Linked DNA regions of Mus musculus: region 1 is linked to region 2. Evidence: chromatin loops called from intact Hi-C (ENCODE). Cell type or tissue: heart. All regions are shown on one strand. Links, peaks and the distances in the headings refer to the core of each region. The heading gives the core; the rest is flanking DNA.

Region 1 (10,004 bases), core at 1,580-6,579, 55 kb before region 2:
CTGACTCTCTTAGTCTCTCAAAGGACCTCTTTTAGAAAGAGTATCCTACAGAATAGATACATGTAGTGTTAATAAGAGACTTTTTAGCTGGGTGTGGCCTTTAATCCCAGCACTTGAGAGGCAGAGGCAGGTGGATTTCTGAGTTCGAGGCCAGCCTGGTCTACAGAGTGAGTTCCAGGCAGCCAGGGCTACACAGAAAAACCCTGTCTCAACCCCCCACCCCCCCCCAAAAAAAGAGAGAGAGACTTTTGGGCCCAGAAGAAGTGGTTCCTAAACCCAATCCATGTAGTTCATCAGGGGCTCTGTGGAGGAACAAATAGATGTAGCCCTGAATTAAAGTGGCCCTGGGTTTGGTATACTGAATGATACACAATATACAATATACCCTTAAGGAGTTTCAAGAGCCTTTTTGTAAAGATCCATGTTTTTTTTTTTTTTTTTTTGGGGTCCATTGCTTTTGGGTGAGGCAGAACATCCTGACAGGAAGCAAGTGATGGAGATAGTGACTCACGCCATCATAGACAAGAGAAAGAGAGCAAGAGCAAGAGAGAGTGAGAGAGAGAGAGAGAGAGAGAGAGAGAGAGAGAGAGAGAGAAACAGCAAGATAATAAAACAGAGAGAAACCGAAAGAGACACAGAGAGACAGAGAGACAGACAGACAAAGAGAGAAAGAAAAAGAGAAAGGAAGAGGCCAGACACAAACTGTACCCTTTAAAACCCCACTTCCAATCATGTTCTACCTCCTAACAGCCCATTCAGCTCTGACACCTTGAGAAAACTAATCCACTGATGAAGTTAGCGTACTCATGATCCATGTCTCTCAACAGGACCAGCATGCTGGGGTGTCAAGCTTTCAGTGCCCGAGTGTTTCTTTCCAATCCACAGCAGAATGGCTGTGTAACAGTGACCTTAACGAATATCAAGCCCATGGGCCCCCTCCTTAAGGAGACCCCGGGGGCTTCTAGCTCTATCTTTACCCACCCTCTGGACTCCAGGATCTTATACTTCCTTTCTATATGATAACTCCTCACTCTGTGCTTGCTTCTGCTTTTAAAAGAAATAGCATATTTTATTATTTTAGGTGTTTGTCACGTGTATGTCTTTGCACCACTTACATGCGGTGCCCACAGAAGCCAGAAGAGAGGGTACTGGACTTTCAGACAGTTGTAAGCTGTCCTTAGTTGCTGAGAATTGAACTTGACCCCAGGGTTCTCTGGAAGAGCAAGCCAGTGCTCTTAACCACTGACTCATTGCTCCAGCCTCTGTTTTGGCTCCTTACGATGAAAGTTCATTGATAGCAGAGTCTGCTTCCAGTTCCTTCTTGTAAAACCACCCCAAGAATTGAAGTTGACAATTCAGACAGTACCTGAGTGGACGAGCGAAGGGCGAGGGTGGAACTGCAGAAACATCTTACAAGAGCACACAGAATCCCCATGTTGGATGTTCTCCACCCCTTCTCTGTTTTATAATCCATCAGTGAATGTTCGCTAGTTGCCTAGTGTGTACAAGGCACTCACTGTTAGGAAACAGCTGAAAGGGAAAGGGTAAGTTGAGCAATTAAAAATCCCCTTAACCCTTTACAGAGATCTCTTGTACCCACTGTTGAAACATTTGGATCCTATTAACCAGCATTGCTGTTAGTAACCCTAGAGTCCTCATCAAAGGGTCTCTAGGCATATTTCTTGGTAAGGTAAAACAAGACCAGATAGGTTTTTTTTTTTTTGCATATAGAATCTAACCTAGGCTAGTACCTCCCCCCCCCAAAGGGTTTTAAATTATGCTAATAGTCTACATCTCAGATTTAAAGGGGTGGGGTGGGGGTGGGAGCAGGCAGGATGAGGGAGTGGGTGGGAAGGAAGTGTCCACAATGATAAAAGTATGAACTCTCTGCAGCTCTTTCCTGTAATAGTTCCTGTGTTGCTGATGCCATTCAGTAGCCTGCAGAAGTCAGGCACACTGGCGGGACGACAGCCAGCCACTAAGTGCTTGCATCCCAGAGACCCTAATTAAATTACGGAGAATCCCGTTGTTGTTGAGTTTTTTTTTTTTTTCCTTAAAGCGCTTCATATATTTAATGCATGAGTTTGAAAGCATCTTCGTGTGGATTTCCACCTTTCTCTCTAGTCTCACTGTGTGTGTATGTCTGTGGGGCGAGGGTGGGGTTGCATGTTATAGTACAAAGATAATCAAATAAACCTCTTCTCTGGATTATAAATGGTTTATCATCTATGACAGAGACACTAATCTAAGCAGCTGGAAAAAAAAATCGGTCTCTAACTGCCAGAATGTATTTTATCATCTTGAGTAAATAAGAAGTACATTTAAAGGGCAGGCAACCCAGACAGTCATGCAGAAACTAATAGTATGTCTGTTGGAGTCTGGGCTCTGTGGTCTGCATTTTTGAGTAGATCATATTAAAGCCCCGGGTTTCCCATAGTCCTGCGCTGCTTCGCCTCAGATGATGTCATCTGCTTTGATTGATGACCAAAGAATTGGTCCTGGACATTGCCCTCCTAAGTACCAGGCTCCTTGAAGGCAGGAGCTATGTCTTAATTTTCTTACATATCATTATGGTATAGGATATAAAATGTGCTTAGCTATATGAGTAATAACTCATAATTCAGAAAGATAAATGTCCCTTCTGGGCATTTGGGGGGAGGGGATGTTGGCTTTCCAGAAAGTGTATAAAATGAGTCAGGTTAAGAAAGCCCGTCATCCCAAGAGGGTAGCATGGATTCTGGGAAGGATAGCTTTTGACTTGGATGGAAGATCTCGGGATGCTAAACAGGAGCTAGGCAATTCTAGTCCATGGGAGCGCACACAAGCACACAGGCTAGCACCCACTCATGCTTGCTACACGTATGTATGTATGCTGTATTTGCTGGAGGAAGAAATTCCGCCTCATGTATGGGTGCTACCTGAGCTCCACCTTCAGTCCCAGTGTCATTTGTAACATACTCAAAAGAGAAGGGAGTTTATACACAGAAAATATTGAATAACAGCCCTCTAGGGTATAAAGAAACCCCTTCTATGCTTGCGTACTGGGCTCTAAAGAACCAGGACTAGAAGCAAAGGTGACACCAAGGGCAAAAAGCCATTGTGAAGGAAGAGTGGGCTGGCTTTCCCCCACCCCCACTTCCGGCCATTGAGACACAGTGACAACTGACCTTGATGTCCTCACGCTGGATCTTGCTGGAGAAGGCTGAGTGTGGTTTAGGGAAGTGAGTTAGGACAGATGTCAACACTCACTGAAATCTGTTGCCTCCTGAAGTCCACTAATAAGCTAACCACCCCTCCCTCGGGTGTTTCTGGAGGGAGGGAGGTGTGGCTTTCCAGAGTCCTTTAGAGATAAGCATCAGTAGCGTCAGCTTTTGCCATCTTCCTTTCCGTTTTCTTGTGCAAGTGGTAAGATTTCCTTGTCCTTTTACCCCCTTTTGTTTGCAACTTGGCTGCTGTGGGAAAGGGGACTCTGAAGCGTGGTCACAGTTTCATGTCTAATAGAGCTGTCCCCGCTTTTCTCTCACGCCACTGACAGACTCTGCCATTTATCCAAAGCATTTGAATAAAATTAAGGCTTGACGTGACAGTACTCGAATAGTCAGGCTGTAGTGGCACGTGCCTGTAATCCCAGAACTTGGGAGACTGGGGCAAAGGAAAGCAAGTATGAGACCCGTAAGAAGGGGAGAAAAGAGAAAAACATTGTATCTGTGGGTTATTATTTTGTTGTTCTCAAACTTTAGTTTTTGCATTACAAAAGCAATCGTTTATTTTTGAAATTTGGAATTCCTGACTGGTGATTTCAAATATATGTAATCCCCAATACCCATGTATTATCAATGAACTATACTCTATTGTAATATTATTTAAAGTTCTAAATCACAGCAGGGCCCCCTGGGTGCCCTTCACCATGAGGTTCATCATGCCTTTAGTATATGGGTTCTGAAGAGCAAACCCCCTTTTTCTATTAGTGAGTGCGATAATCTAATGACCTCAATTAGAGAGCGGAGTAAAAAGGCTCACACATCTAAAAATAACTCCATTATCCACGCAGAGAGGGTCCCGTTTCTGTTTCCTCTGCCCCCGCTGATATTAAGTAAGTGCCAATCGATCAGGATAATGTCTGGCTCTCGTTTCTCATAAATGAAGGGCTGTGGCTTTAAGTAATCATCCGTTGCTTGTGCCAGAGACAGAAGCTGCAGTATCAGCTTCAGAGAGGAGAGAGAGGAGTCTGAGGCAGTAACCTGCGGGACAGGCGGGGAGGCCACCAGGGCCAATGGCGCTCCTCCCTGTGGAGCTTTGAATGTAGGCAGACCCGGACGGACGGATGGGTGGGAGGCGTGGCCACCTGTGCGCTTCTTGGACAGTGCAGGGGGTGGGGGAGTTGGAGAGACCGGAGCTGGAAAATGGGCTGCCCTAGCAGCAAAATGTGCCTCTCTCCTCCCTGTGCAGCAACAAGGGTAATTAGTATTTGTTTACAGGGCTTTTCTAGAAGGGTGTCAGGGACTACGTACTGCAGACCCTGTCTGGAACCAGGGGGAAGTGCTTTGAGTGAGAAGCAAGTCTAGACTGCAGAGACCAGTCTCGTGCTCTCTGCCATACTGCAACCCAGATGCCGGCTGGAGTCCCACATCTAAGGTCATCTCAGGAAGTGCCCTTCCTGAAAGCCTGGACATTCTCTCACTTCCTAGTTTCACCCTGGCGCCAGGGACTCTCCGTCTTGAGGAACTGTGTCTAATGATTGTGTTTGTATAAGTATGTGTGGATGTGTGCCTGCTACAGACCTGAAGGTAACGTGAAAATTATTCCTTACCGCAAGACTGATACTTGTTATTCTTTAAACCCTGAAACACCCTCCTGATTTCTTTCACTTCACTTCTCTCAAGCCTATTTAGAATTATAGTTGCTTCATGATGTAAGAGTCCTTGGAAACTGCTGTGTAGCTGGGTGAAATCAACTTGATTTCATCTTTAAGAGATTAATTTTTTTATTTGTCCTAGCTTAAAAGCAAACTTTTTTTTCCTCTTGTTCAGAATATAGGCTTGGCCTTGTAACAAAACTTTTTTATTTGCGGACATGGGACAAAGTCTATCTAAATGCCTATGTTTAGAACATTAAATATTTATCTTGAACTGATTAGGCCCTTATTGCCCTTGGAGGGGAGAGTGCATTACATCTTAAGTACAGTATGCATTAGCTTCAAGGGTCTATGGATCTCCAGTAAGTGCATGGCGCAAAGCAAATATTTTTAAATAGCCTCTCTTGTTCCTCAAAGGAAAGTTTCAACAGGACCTGGGAAAATACAGATTTTCTTTTTTGAAACATGAAATTCCTTCACAGCAAAGGGACATCTGGGTTTTGCTTTGTTTTTAACAACACAAACTGTTAGCTTAGTGATTCGTATCTCGGCCTCTCAACTCTGGGTCTCATTTTCCCAGCAGTGGTAAGTGTGTACTTTACTGAAAGGGAACCCTCTTTAAACAAACAAACAAAACAAAACAAAAAACGTTAGTAACTTGGTGTGTGTTTTCTGCAGCGGGAGGAAGCACTGAAGCAACACAAAACCCTCTCTCAAGAACTTGTCAGCCTCCGGGGAGAGCTAGGTAAGAGCCTGTTTTCCTGCCCCTGCCCCTGCCCTGGGTAAAGTTTACTGAACCTGAGCAATGTGCTCTAACCTCCTGCTCTGTGGCTGGAGTTACACAGCGGACAGCTGGTCTTTCTCCCTCTCTCGTATCTGTGCAGACACTTACTATCGACACTGCTTTTGAATCTTGGCAGTGTGACCTCAAGCTCACAAAATTCCTGGCACTGCTCTGAGTGAGCTAACACTCACTTTCTGATGACCAAGGCATAAAGCATTGCTTCGTATGGAGTAGACAGAGACAGAATGGTTTCTGTATTGTGTGCATTCCCATTGAATAATTATGTTTGTCTGTCTGTCTGTCTGTTATCTGTCTCTCTTTCTCTGTCTCTCTCTCTCTCTGTTTCTTTCTTTTTCTTTCTGGAACGACTTTTTATATTAAAGAGTGTTAAGAAAAAGCTATTCTCTGATAGAAGTGATTACGTTACACATCCCCGCTGTGGTACAGCGTACCTGTGAGTGTACAGTGAGTCTACAATTAAAGGAATACTGCTTGTTAGGGCCACCCATGCTCTGTGCTCCTTAAGTAGTCGGGATGAGCTGGGGAGGAGTGTCTACCAACTCGAGGAGCGGTGTGCTCTGTAGCATTCTCTAGGAAGTCTTGCTGTTTGATCTTTTGAGTTCTTGGTGCCTCTGAGGATCCCTAGATTTGAAGGACAAAGACAGTTGCCCTTTCTACCTGGATTACCTGTAGGAGAGATCGGTCTGCTGTGCCCCCCTCCCCTTGCCCTGTCTGTGGGGACCACTCACCCTAAGAATTGGCTTCCCGATTTAGCTTCAACTAGATCTGGAGTTGTTCAGCAAATGTCACCTGCCTTGTCCTTGGCTTTGCTTGCTGATAGGCTGTGTTAGAAGCATGTGTAGCATAAGTTCTTCAAAGGGAACAGCTAAAGATAGAATAAGTTTTGTTCGTTTAATTCTCAAAGAATCCTGTTTTTCTCTGAGAACCAGACTGTAGTTTAAATACCGCCATTCTGATTTGCTGGACAAGAATATTAGTCAGCAACTGCACTGGCCCAGTCAAGACAAAGGTCATGGGCCAGTTCATGTGGAGGCAAGATTGTGCCCTTCCCTACTCCTTGGCCTGCCAGTTGAAGTCAAGGCCAATTCCTCGCTAACCCTTGAGATCCACAACAGTAGAGAAGCCACCAGTGCTGGCTGGCATCAGGTAACAGAAAGGACGAACCCTTGTGGAACAATAATTTTAAGACAGATGATAAAGTACAGAAGCCCAGTGATGGGTGAGCTCTTTCGAACCGGGACAGAAGGCACAGCTTGGGTGACCCCGATCCCAGACACCATGAAGACCTTCCACTTCTAATTCAGTCTGGCTGCCTCCCTTTTGGTTACCCAATGACCAGCTCGAGTTGTTTCTGTGCCTTAAGTACGGTAATGGATACAGAATAAGGAGACAAGGGAGAAGGTATTTTTGTGTGAGTTTCAGTGTTCATCGGAACACAGTGGAAGTGGAGATGAGCCTGCCTAATGATTCAGGTTTCTATTCTCCGAGAGAAGGCAGGACCAAGACAGAGGAGGACACTGAGCCCATTGACTCTGATTGAATGGTGATCCTCTTCAGCATTAAGCAGTTTAAATTGGAGCCGAGGTCCACCACACTTGCTGTTATTGTGCAGCCTGTCAGGAAACAGCCAGCCTTTGTCGTCTCACCTCTCTGTCCATGATAAGGAGAACGTGGCCTGGTGTGTTTTTCCTGCTGCTGTCAAAGTGTCAGGATGTTACAGGTGGCCTGTCCACATTGTTTTGTCACCCTAGGACTGGACTTGGGAAATGGTGTCATTTCTGTTAACTACTGAATCAGACAGGCTTGCTCAAGGACCAGTGCTTGCTTAAGGGCCAGCGAAGGCATTTGGGAAAAGGTTGGTTTGGCCAGCGAATAGAAGAAGAAAACCTTCAAACAAGTATAATGAAGCTGGCTCCAAAGAAAATTCTTGTAGCTTTCAGCTGGATTTGTGTTTTGGGCCAGAGTGGAAAAAAGATATAAGTTTATATATGTCAAAACCGTTTTCCTATTTGAGGGAATAAAATGTGTCGCACTGTGGTCTCACAGTCTCCAGGTTTGAATCCTTGGTTTGGGAGCTGGGTGGCTCAGAGCCCATCATGTCACATCTCTTCTGTCCCAGTTTTATTTTCTCTAAAGTGACAGTGTGCATGTGTGCCCCAAGGATGATCATGAAGGTCATATTAGGTAAAACTTTGCAAAGCGGCCATACCAGGTGTTAACTGCTATTCGCCATACATACACGAATGTATCTGGTATTAAGTTAATGTCGTGGTGTGTGTCTGTAATCCCAGTAACTCCAGAGGTCAAGACAAGAGGATTGCTACCAGTCCCAGGCCAGCATAGTGAGTGAAAGGTTAGTCTGACTACATAGTGAGGGCCTATGCCAAACACACACACACACACACACACACACACACACACACACACACACACACACAAATACACACTCACAGATTCAGTTTTGCAGGCGTGTAGTGATTGGTGAAATGCCTTCTTATGAAAGCATAAACTATACCGTGGGAAGGACTAGTCAGTAGATGGGATACTATTAGAGATCCCTCGGGACAGGGAGACCCGACCTTCGCTGCTATTGGCATTTAATGTAGGTTAGAGGAATGGGGGATTTGGTTTGGTCTGGTCTGGTCTGGAACTCAGTCTGTATACCAGGTTGGCCTCAAACTGGGAGATCCTTCTACCTCTGCCTCTTGAATGCTGGAATTAAAGGTGTGCACTCTCACTGCCCGGATAGAGATACAGGCTTTTATGCATACACTCCCAGTTAGGAGTTACTTATTTTTGAGTACACAGTTTTCCCTTTGATGATGTGTCTGTGTATTTTGCTGAATTAGTGTAGAGTCTGAGGTAAAGTATATGAGGTGGTAGGGCCTAACCCCCGATGCTTTTTATAGGCGACTTAGAGATCTGATCTTCCATCCATCACTTGCACCATCCAAGTGTCCAACTTGTCCCTTGGACTAACCAGGGGCTGTCAGAGTCACTGGTCAGCTGTGATCTTTACTGTGTCCCTGAAAACTGGGACAAGAGTCTCACCCTTGAAGAACTATGAAGGGTGAAAGAGACTCAGGCCCAGGAACCCTGCAACTGCAATCGTCTGTACCTCTGCCCTTCACAATCTAATGGCTTCCACCCATCTTCCCCATTGGCAGACTTTCTGGATGCCCTCATTTCGTCCTCTAATAGTCTCTTCTTTTTGTCTGGCACACAACCAGCATGTTTCTCCTATCTGACCCACATCCCTTCGTGGAAAGCCCTTTGCTTGGGCGAACCTCTTTGAGAAACCCCTCTGTCTCATCAGAATCAAACCACAAGGCTCCCCTACACCAGTGACCCTCCTACCTTGCACTGATGTATTTAATATATCCTGTGTTCTTCTGTTATCTCCAGACTGTATGGTCTTCACAATGAGGAGAGTCTCTCCTACTTCCTCTTTGAGGAAAAAATCGTAATGAACTCTCCATTTGCATAGCGTAGTGGCTTATGTTTATTGGCATTTGAGAGTTTAAACCTTAAAGATCAGTGTATAAACAAGAAATACTCTATAGTTCTTCTATTTTGGCATACTTTTGCATAGCCCTGTGCCTTTGTTTATAGAACATGTATAACTTTGTACCATTATTATTTCAGGAAAGCCTATTTTATATACAGTAATATCTATTGTACCATCACATTTTTGCTTATTTGAAACAGGGCAGCAATGTGTAGACTTGGCTGGCTCTAAACTAGATCTTTGTGCCTTTGTCTGATCCATGATATTTTTAAAAATTACATTTATTTGCATGTGTTACCCACATGTGTGTGCCACAGCAGCTTCGTGGAAGTCAGGGGACAGCTTTCAGGATTGAGTTCTTCCCTTCCACCCTATGGGTCCCACCCACGAACTCTGGTTCTTCGGTTTGGTGGAAAGCCTTGGTCCCTCCCTGAGCTATCAAGCCAGTCCATTAGTTTTATATAATCAGATTCCTATAATCTCCCCTTGCATTGAACATTTCTGTAATTCCAGAAAACTCCCTTAAGCCTCCCCTCCCTTAGAAGCAAATAATGATCTGGTTTCAGGACCAAGTACCAATGTTGTCTCTCCTTGAGTTTTGTATAAATGAAAGTATAGTCTGTAGTCTCGTTCACGTCTGGCGTCTTCAGCAGAGGGGCATACTTCTGGGGTGTTTTCTCATCAGTCTTTGGATTCTTTGAACAAGCCCAGTGCTTTTCCAGGGCACCTTGGAGCCTCCACTGAGGACGTTTTTAATGATTGTGGAGCATCTCTAGAATGCTATGGCAATAAGACAGCCCATATGATCATGACTCAGAGGTGTAGTTTTTTTAAGT
Region 2 (10,004 bases), core at 2,723-7,722:
CTTCACATGATTCTTTCCTGTTCCACCTATTTTTTTTTTCTCAAATTACAACACAGAATCTATCTTTATGGCCAAGTTTCATAAAACATGCTATTGTGTGTGAAAATAAACTGTGTTTACCAGAATGGAACTACCCACTCTGGGAGCCAAGGTTGGCACACAGTAGAAATGACTGTGCCTATTCTGCCACTACTCAAAATAGGCAAGCTGTGGAGCAGCCAAGCTTATCATCCATCCATAGATGGGTGAAACCGACTTTGCTGACAGCTGTAAAGTTAAGCCAGCTTCTTAGCCTGCTGTGGGTCAAACCTGCTCACTTGTAAAATGAGGAGTCTAGGCAAGATGCTAAGTCCCCAGACTGCATATTCCTGGTCCTCCTACAGATCAGAAACCCTTCATCCATGGACTCTGTCTTCCTCTAGTCAGAAAGGGTGACCGAGGAAAAAAGTTCCCTGCAGCCCCACACACTCAGATTGCCACTCTGAAATTCTGTGTCTGGGACGTGTCTCATGTCATTTAGTTCAGGAGCTGTTTCTGGTTGGGGCCCATTCTGGTTTTCTTCTCCTGTGTGTGTGTGCGTGTGGTGTGCAGTGTATATTGTGTGTGTGGTGTGTTGCACCGTGGTGTATGTGTGTAATATGGTGTGATGTGGTGTGTACATGTGTGTAAAACTTAGGAGAGTCCTTATTCATAGGCTATTACACTCCATTTGGCTAAGTACCTATTAATCTCAACCTGCAACACACTTGTGGGGATCACCCCTTGTGGTCTCTCATATAGATAATTGCTGTCTTCTGTTTCTTTACCCAAAGGCCTACCTGTCAGATGTGCTACACTAGACCATGTCACGAGTCACCTAGCAGATAAATACAGGAGAGTACACTTTTTTGTATCAGTTTTGGTCGCTAACACGGGGTTCCAGCCCTTGGGTCGCCTTGCTTGTCTCAGCTACTGACTGGCGTTCATAAAGAGCATCACTGAACTTACAGGGAGGGCTGAGCTAGTGGTGGCATTGACCTTTCCAAATCAAACGAGACACCATGATTTCTCTGTGTTCTAATAGAAGGGGAGGCAGTGGGGTGAGGCCCTAGGCAGCAGGATTGACCCACAGGGAAGTCAGGATAGTGTCTAACAGGCGACAGGATCTTGAAGCCACATGGCAGGGCATGCAAGTCAGGAATCCAGGTGAAGTGAGTCTCTGGGCAGATGAAGGCACAGAGAATCTACAGCCAGTGCAGGGCAGGTGGATGGAGCTGACAGAGAAGCTGAGTCCAGACAACAGAGGCAAAGCTCTGACATTCTGGGTTAATTCCCTTTTTGTGGCATGCTCCTTTGAACAGTTACTTACCACAGGACATACAATTCTCCATTTTATAGCTTATCCTTTATTCCCCCTTTCCAGCTTTCGTCATCTGACAAACCTTCTAAAAAGTTTTATTTAGACTTTATATATTGAAACTCTTGGCAAAAATGTTCATACCTCAATAATATCAAGTTTTATTTTTGCAAATAAAACCCCAGACCTCACCCACATGTAGACATATTGATCGAAGCGGGATCGCATTAGGAGAATAGGCAGAGTCGCTCAGTGACACCCTAAACCATTTCCACTGCACGACAGTCTCCAAATTGTCATCTGCAAGAGTTTTGTCCTATCCTTAGTCTGTCTGACTTGCCATATGGACTTGACTTTGCCAGCATAACGTTCTTTTTATATTGTAATACCGTGCAGCACATCTGGGGAAAATCACATAAAGACTTTTCATAACGTTCAAGAAATGAGAGGATTTTTGTTTAACATTCTTTTAAAACAAAAGTTAGCGGAAAGCATTTCCTCCTTCCTTGAAAAGTATGTGGAGACACAGGGCGGGGCGCTGGATCGCTGGCTCTCACAGTACCCCAGGGCAGTTAGTGTGACGCGTTCAGCACTGTGGTGCTGTGGACTGTGCTAGTTCAGCCTTCCCTAAATGCAGCCAAATACCCACAGAAATCAACTTTTGGTGAGGAAAGGTTTAGTTTGGCTGGCGATTTAAGGTATTTTAGTCTATAATGGCTTGGTGGTCCCAGTGAAGAACATCATTGTGGAATAGAGAGAGAGAGAGAGAGAAACAGAGACAGACAGACAGACAGACAGACAGAGACCATGCGAACATGTGTATACATGCACACATGCACGGGTGCGCACACACACACACACACACACACACACACACACACACACACACACGTAAGGAGAGACGGACTGGAGAGGGACCAGTGTCTCAATAGTCCTTTCAAAGAAACGTTTCTAATGGCCTAACTTCCTTTCCCTAGGCCCCACTTCTTCTTTTTTATTTTTTGGTTTTAGAGCTGTATTATGGAAATGCAGGGGAAAGAGAGAAGGTAGAAAGGAGGAAGAGAGAGAGAGAAGAGAGATAGGAGAGAGGAAAGAAGACAAAGAAAAAGGGAAGAGGAGAGAGAAGTAAGAGAAGAGGGAGGTGAGAGGACAAAGGAATAAGAGGACGAGGTGTGAGGTGCGGGCTGAGCACCCCTTTTTATGGTCTTCACTGTTGCTAGGTAACTGGGGAGGAGTTTAGCCTGAAGGTCAGAAGCTTGCCTAGGCTCCACTTCTAAAGATCCAAAACAGTACCATTGGCTGGACACCAGCTTTTGGGTCATACTCCAGACCCAGACTACAGCGTGGGACATCTAGTTTGCAGGAGACTGAGATAGGAGACTAAAGCCCTTTTCTGAAAACAAGACTTGTGACAGACGGGCCATGTCCCTACACTTTGCCTCTTTGGGATACAATAGAGTGAATAAAAATAGCTCCGCTTCACGGAGAGGCTTGCTACATAGCCAAGCGCTTTCCACACATGACCTCATTCTATGCTGATAACTCGAGAGGAGACGGATTCTGTCATTACCCTCCCCCACCCCGGCCCCCAAAGGAACATAGCTGTGATTTTTCTGCACCATTAACACCGTCAGAACATCCAGTACACCCAGAGAAGACTTGTACCCCGCCTTCCCACTTGTCTATCTCTAGGGACATGTGGGGGCCTGCTCTGGTGCCATAGAATGTCCTACCTTTAGGGTGCGGTGAGTTCTTTATTTTTAATTTCCAGGGTGGAAATTTACTTTAAAATAGGTATCAGAGGCTGGCTCCAGCATATACTTTTGATTTCTTGACACACCAAGGACTTAATCCAGCACCTTGCTATAACCAGGCAAGCACTCTACTCCTGAGTTCCACGTCCCACCCGTGAGAATGATTTCAGCTTGCTATTGTTCCGTTTCTGGGACCCAAGGCAACTTCCAGAGGGGGAAAGGCTTTATTTTAACTTAGGGGTTACAGTCTATTATTGAGAGAAGCCAGGGCAGGAACCTGAAGCAGAAGGCACGGAAGAACGCTGCTTGCTGGATCTCTCACCAGCTTCGCTGCTTTCTTATACACCCTCCCACGACCACTACTGTCCTAAGGATGCTACCACTCATAGTAGGGTAGGGCTTCTATTAAAAATCAAGACACCCTCCTCCCGAAATGCACACGGGGCTATAAGGCTTTCCTCTCAGGTGACTCTAAGTGGATGCTAACTAGGACAGCAACGTGTGCACGGAGCTAACCTGCAGCCCCACATAAGGAGAAAGAGAAGCCGAGGCCACGTCATTTTTTATTTGTTCTGCCAAGAAAATCCAACTTCGAAGGAAAATGAGTTTGACTTTGAAACAAGTCCGCCTAACAAAACCAGTTTCCCCATGTATACTGAGTTGTATACGTAAGCGCGGTTAAAAAATGCTACCGGTGCTGTTCTGGGTGTATTTTACCACAATTCGTTAGCTGGGGGAAGAAAGATGCTCCCTTCTCTGCATACCGCCAGTGGGTGCTCACGTTATGCAGCTCCCCCTCTCTCAACAGCCAGTTCTTTCTGGTCATAAATACTCCCTCGCATTCCTTTCTTTGAAAATGCCCTTCGGATGAATTCCTTCCCCCGTGTAAGCTGGTGAGACGGGCCGCTTAGGAGACTGGCCTGCAGCCCACTGTCTGCATCGCTGGTCCACCCTCCTTTGTACAGTCTGTGGGTGGAGTGAGCAGTTACCCGGGGCAGCCAAGTGGAAAGACAGATAGATGCCTTCTCTTCTCCTAAAAGCTATTTATTGTTCTGAGAGGAACCAGCCATCAAAGAGAGCTGTGCCCCACCCACTCCTCCGGGCTTCCAGTTCTTGACTGAAAAAAAAAAAAAAAGTTAACACCCTACACCACACACCACAGGCACATCCTGAAAGATAATGAATGCTTGAACCCTGACTTTGTTTTTAATTTTTACTGTGGAGCGGGTCTAGGGAACGGCCAAAAACTTGTCTCCTCACTTTGAGGGTGCAGAGCTCACACCTCTCCCCTTTCATCAGAGATTTATTTAACCCTTTGGCTAGGCCACACGGTCCAAATTTCTTACTTTGTTTTCTGCCTCAGCAGAGTGCTAAGACTTCCCCTGTTCCCCACACCTGAAGCGCGTCGATGTGGATGGCAGAGCTGAAGACGAGGAATGTTTGCAGAACGGATGGAAACAGACCGACTGATGTACCACTGGGAATTTATCTTATGATCTGGACCATTTTACTAGAATGTTTCACTGTGGCACACTCGGGTTGGGAAGAGACATTGTGGCTTGATATTCTGCACTTGCAATTTGTCTGTCTGTCTGTCTGTCTGTCTTTTGTTCCCCCCCCCCCAGATAGTTTTTCTGGGTATCCCAGGCTGTCATGGATCAGACCAGCCTCCAGCTCAGACATCTACCTCCCAAGTTTTGGGATTAAAGGCATGTGCCACCATTACCTGGCTTTTTGTTTTTATTTTTAAGACAGGATCTCACTATGCCCAGAAACCAAGCTGGCCTTGAACTCACAGAGCCTTGCCTGCTTCTGTCTCTCCAGTGCTGAGACTAAAGGCAAGGGCCAAGAATGTGTGTGTACACTCACAATTCAGGACCTCTGCTTGCTCAGGCCCCACTCATCCCCGCCCAAAGATTTATTTATTATTATACAAGTACACTGTAGCTGTCCACAATTCATTGTGGATGGTTGTGAGCCACTGAGTGTTTGCTGGGATTTGAACTCAGAACCTTTGGAAGAGCAGTCAGTGCTCTTACCCACTGAGCCATCTCACCAGCCCCCTAGCAGAAGCTTTTAAAAAGCATTGGAAGCAGGGGAGGGTGCAGAGAGATCAGGAACATGTGGTAAATGATAAAACACACTGATTGTTTTTTCAAGTACCCCCTCCCCGCCCCCCTTTTCTGGTCTCAAAGAAGGGGGATGTCTATGCAACTGGAAATGGTCCAGTGTGGAAGTGATTCCCCAGTCTACCTCAGCACCCCACTGAAACAGTTGCTGTAGCCTCTGAGGGACCTTGCCTGTGCTGCTTAGCCACACCTTCCTCAAGTGCAATCTTTTACTGAAGACAATCTTAACGCCGGTAAAGCCTGCCACCTAGTGGTCATTATGATTATGACATGATATGGAAGTGACCCACTTATTAGAAGCTATCCCAGGAAGGCAAATTATATTCCACTTACTAGTTTTCAATTAAAAATTTGTTATTGTTGTTGTTATTATTATTATTATTTTGGCTTTTTGAGACAGGGTTTCTGTCTATAGTCCTGGCTATCCTGGAACTCACCCTATAGACCAGGCTGGCTTCGAACTCAGAATTCCACCTGCCTCTCTGCCTCCCAAGTGCTAGGATTAACGGCGTGCGCCACTACTGTCCGGCTAGTTTTCACTTTTTTTCCCGAGACAGAGTTTCTCTGTATATCCCTGCCTGTCCTGGAAATCGCTCCGTAGACCAGGCTGGCCTTGAACTCAGAAATTCGCCTGCCTCTGCCTCTGCCTCCCAAGTGCTGGGATTAAAGGCGTGGGCCACCACGCCCGGCTAGTTTTCAATCTTAAACTTGAAAGTAGATGTATTAATATAGTCTATCCCAGGCTGCAGCGAGTATATCTCTCCTGAAACTGGCTTCCCCAGGCCAAGAGTGACTTGGATCTAAGTTTATTCCACGGGACCTATCACAGATGGCGGAGGATGGCAGGGGACCCATCCAAGTTCTGCGGCTCAGCTCAGCAGCTCCGGTCTCTGCGAGTCATTTGCTTCATGGGAGTGGTTACTAGATGCTGGAAGAGCGAGGAGAAAGCAAAGAATGGTCAGTGGGTACGAAGTTCCAATAGGCTGGGGAATTTGGTCCTCCTGTGTAGTGCTGGCAGGGTGAGTGTGGTGAATAATATTTTTGGATATTTTACAATAGGTAGAAGAGATCCTTCTGAATGTCCTCAGCACAAAGAAATGAAAATTGTATGAGGTAATGAATATGTTAAATAGTCTAATTTGATTAATACACAGTATGTACATGTATAGATCATTCCACTGCATCTCCACTAAAATACATAATCACCACGTGTCAAAGAAAACAACAAGGCTTACCGCTAACAGCACTGGCTGCCTTGCAGAGGATCAGGGTTCAATTCTCTGTACCCACGTGGCTGTCCACTCCAGTTCCAAGGAGATTTGCTAACCACCCTCTTCTGGCCTCTACAGGCGTAAGACCGGGTTGTGCAGAGTATATATGAAGGCAAAACTTCCATACACACCAAATAAAGGATATCAAAATAAAGAAGCCAAGTGTTATAAACAACAGAAGCCAAGGATGGTAGCCCATACCTGTTATTCTCAGTACTTAGGACACTGAGGCAGGATTGCCGTGAAGATAGCTTGGGTTACAAAGCAAGGACCTGTCTCGACTTTCTCTTCCAAAAGAACAAGCATGGGGCGTGGGGGGAGAGAAGGAAGGGGGGAACCTTAAGCAAAAACAGTAAACTTTTTTTTTTTCAGCTTGAAAGTTCAGAGATGGGGCTGGTTCGGAGGACCTACTCCACAGCCATGAGCGCTAGAGCTCAGATCCCAGTGCCCAGGTAACATGCCAGGGAATCCTGCAAAACCTATAGCTGCCTCTTTCTAGCTTTTGTGTGGACACAGACAAGAACAAACGAGTAAATAAATAAAGTCTTTGCAAAATGAAGAAATTAAAGCTCAAATAGACCTTGTTCCCAGGTCACGGGTCATATCGATCATGGTACCTAACTTTCGACCGGCTCTCAGCCCCTTTCGACAGCATTGCTTGTTCTCTGACAACCTGCATTTGCCAGGAGACACTGTGCTGGGTACCAGGGAACAGCAGGCTAGAGCTCTTCTCCATCTCTGGTAAGAGACAAGACCTTTGACTGGATGCAGATGTGAAAGATGCAAACATCCAAGGTGATTCCCTCCTTCTGGTGATGTAAAAACAGGGAAGAAAGAAGCAGGAGAAAGGGGCATTAAGGAACTCTATGGCTCCAGTTTCTCGGAATGGAGTAATGACCTCAGCAGCTGAAAGAGAAGGAAGTTAGCTGTTTTAAGGACAAAATAAATTGGGCTTTGGTGGTGAATGCCTATAATCTCAGCACTGGGGTGGCTAAGGCAAGAGAAGCCTGCATCCAAGGTCAGCCTGGCTACATTGCAAGATCCCGTCGCAAAAAAAAAAAAAAAAAAAAAAAAAGAAAATCTCTCCTACAAACACTGATAATCTTTTAAAAGTAAACTTATAGTTAGACAATGTACACAGATATATAATGCGTTTTAAATACTCTCTCACTAGGTCAGGTGGTATCATATAAGGGATTTTGAATATATCTCTTAATGATTCATTTTTAACATTTTACGCTCTTTTACTATGCTTAATTCCCAAAGGATATTTTGTATGTTTTGAAACAATTTAGTATTCAACATTAGGTATAGGATCCTCAATTATGGATAGTATTACATATTCATTAATGATATTTTTAGGGTATGAAAGGTTATGGATATGAAAGTTGAACACATTTTTTATGTATTATTTGATTCTCAAAATACTCAATATTATTAACATGTTTGATGTATACAATGCACTCAAATAATAAAAATTTAAGAAAAAAAATTTAAAAAGTGAAAAAAAAAGAGAAAAACCATGAATTCTCTAGCGACCTGTAATCACCATGGTCAGGAGGATGGGAGATGAGCTGTCTGCCTTTCCTTCCCTCCTTTTGCTACACATAGTGCACATATATAGTGCACACATATAGCATACACATGCAGTGCACCCACATAGTGCACACACACAGTGCACCCAAGGCTCTAAGTATCTTTCAATGTTGTGTGAGTGGGTGTGTGACTGTGAACTGACTTCTGAGACTATGAAGACACCGAAGGTATTTCCTGATTTCTGACATGAGGCAGAGAACCGTCCTAGATGCTAGGAATCTGATCAGCCACCAGTGGTGACATTTGCCATGAAGGGGCTCTTTTTGATGAGAGGAGATGGATACAAACATCAGACTACAGAAGAATTAGTCAATTAGATGAGCTCTCACACACTGCCAAGAAAGAGGAGCAAATGTGCTCAGATCTACATCAGCAGATTCGCCTTGCCGAGTTCTCTTGCTCATTGTTATTAGTCTTTGTCATAATTGCAGGAAATGAACACCATGGATATAAATCAACCCATGGGCTAATGAACAGTTTTCAAAGCAAGAAACACAAATGGCCAGGAATTATTTTTTTCAATGTGTTCAACAGCCCTAGTTATCAGGGAAATGCAAATTAAAACTACTTTGAGATACCGCCTCATGCCAGTTTAAATGGCTATCATCAGGAAATCTGACAAATGTTGGTGAGGACATGGGGAAAGAACTCTTATTCATTGTTGGTGGGAGTGCAAATTAATACAGCCATTGTAGAAGTCACGACATCGGTAGCAGATGTGCAGCTCAGTCTTCATGTGGGTCCCGGACAACTGGAGTGGAGGCTATCCCAGAATCTGTTGCCTACATGTGGGATATGTTCTTCTAGCTGGGCTGCCTTGTCTGTCCTCAGTGGGAGAGGAAGCGTCTGGCCTTGAAGAGACTTGAAGGGAAAGGGTAAGGGGATACCCAGGAGGGGTCCAACCTGCTTAGTGGAGATGGGGAGGGGAGATGGGAGAAGGATTGTGGGAGGGGGTGACTGGGAGAGGAGCACTGAGGGGGATGTAAAGCGAATAAGTTAAAAGAATAATTAATTAAAAATAAATAAGATCTGTATGATAAGAAATTCAAGTCTCTGAAGAAAGAAATCGGAGAAGATCTCAGAATGTGGAAAGATCTCCCATAGATTGGCAGGATTTTTTTTAATTTTGATTTTTTTTTTCTTTTTTCCGGAGCTGAGGACCGAACCCAGGGCCTTGGGCTTGCTAGGCAAGCACTTTACCACTGAGCTAAATCCCCAACCCCTAAGTTTGTTTTTTTTTTTTTTTTCTTTTTTCCTTGATTTTTTTTTTTTTGTTTTTTATTTTTGGTTTTTTGAGACAGGGTTTCTCTGTATAGCCCTGGCTGTCCTGGAACTCACTTTGTAGACCAGGCTGGCCTCAAACTCAGAAATCCGCCTGCCTCTGCCTCCTGAGTGCTGGGATTAAAGGCATGCGCCACCACGCCCAGCGATTGGCAAGATTAATATAGTAAAAATGGCTATCTTGCCGAAAGCAATCTACACATTCAATGCAATCCCCATTAAAATTCCAATTCAATTCTTCACAGAGTTAGAAAGGACAATTTGAAATTCATCTGGAATAACAAAAAACCTAGGATAGCAAAAACTATTCTCAACAACAAAAGAACCTCTGGTGGAATCACCATGCCTGACCTCAAGCTGTACTACAGATCAATTGTGATAAAAACAAAAACAACATACAAGCCCCTTCCGCTCCACTCGAGCCCCGGGCTACCTTGCCAGTGGAGTCGCCCGACACCCGCAAGGGCCCACACAGGATTCCCCACGGGATCCTAAGACCTCTGGTGAGTGGAACACAGCGCCTGCCCCAATCCAATCGCGTGGAACCTGAGACTGCGGTACATAGGGAAGCAGACTACCCGGGCCTGACCTGGGGCACAAGCCCCTTCCGCTCCACTCGAGCCCCGGGCTACCTTGC

The links. A loop is a pair of places that touch in the nucleus more often than their neighbours do. Peaks named below come from ENCODE experiments on the same cell type or tissue, not always from the same donor. Only the 100,000 strongest peaks of a DNase experiment are listed, where the experiment ranks them.
Region 1: it touches region 2 in a loop (4-fold over the local background); 4 of 42 quality-filtered maps call a loop at or near these places.

The regions. Positions count from the first base shown.
Region 1 is chr8:41,010,984-41,020,987 of GRCm38, reverse strand. It overlaps Mtus1 (mitochondrial tumor suppressor 1), which reads left to right. Exons shown (of 14, transcript NM_001005863.2): 7 at 5,534-5,600. It overlaps B430010I23Rik (RIKEN cDNA B430010I23 gene), which reads right to left and starts at 3,250. Exons shown (of 3, transcript NR_015457.2): 1 at 3,168-3,250; 2 at 1,367-1,530. In heart, for the core only: a CTCF peak has its summit at 4,293; DNase peaks (open chromatin) are centred at 3,177, 4,307, 4,597, 5,687 and 1 weaker place; H3K4me3 peaks cover 3,819 bases; H3K27ac peaks cover 4,880 bases.
Region 2 is chr8:40,957,351-40,967,354 of GRCm38, reverse strand. The region is part of intron 2 of Pdgfrl (platelet-derived growth factor receptor-like); the gene reads right to left. Among named protein-coding and RNA genes, the nearest start is that of Pdgfrl, 36 kb to the right of the region's middle. In heart, for the core only: CTCF peaks have their summits at 3,843 and 5,477 (motif pointing left); DNase peaks (open chromatin) are centred at 2,784, 4,054, 5,384, 5,794 and 1 weaker place; H3K4me3 peaks cover 1,422 bases; H3K27ac peaks cover 2,647 bases.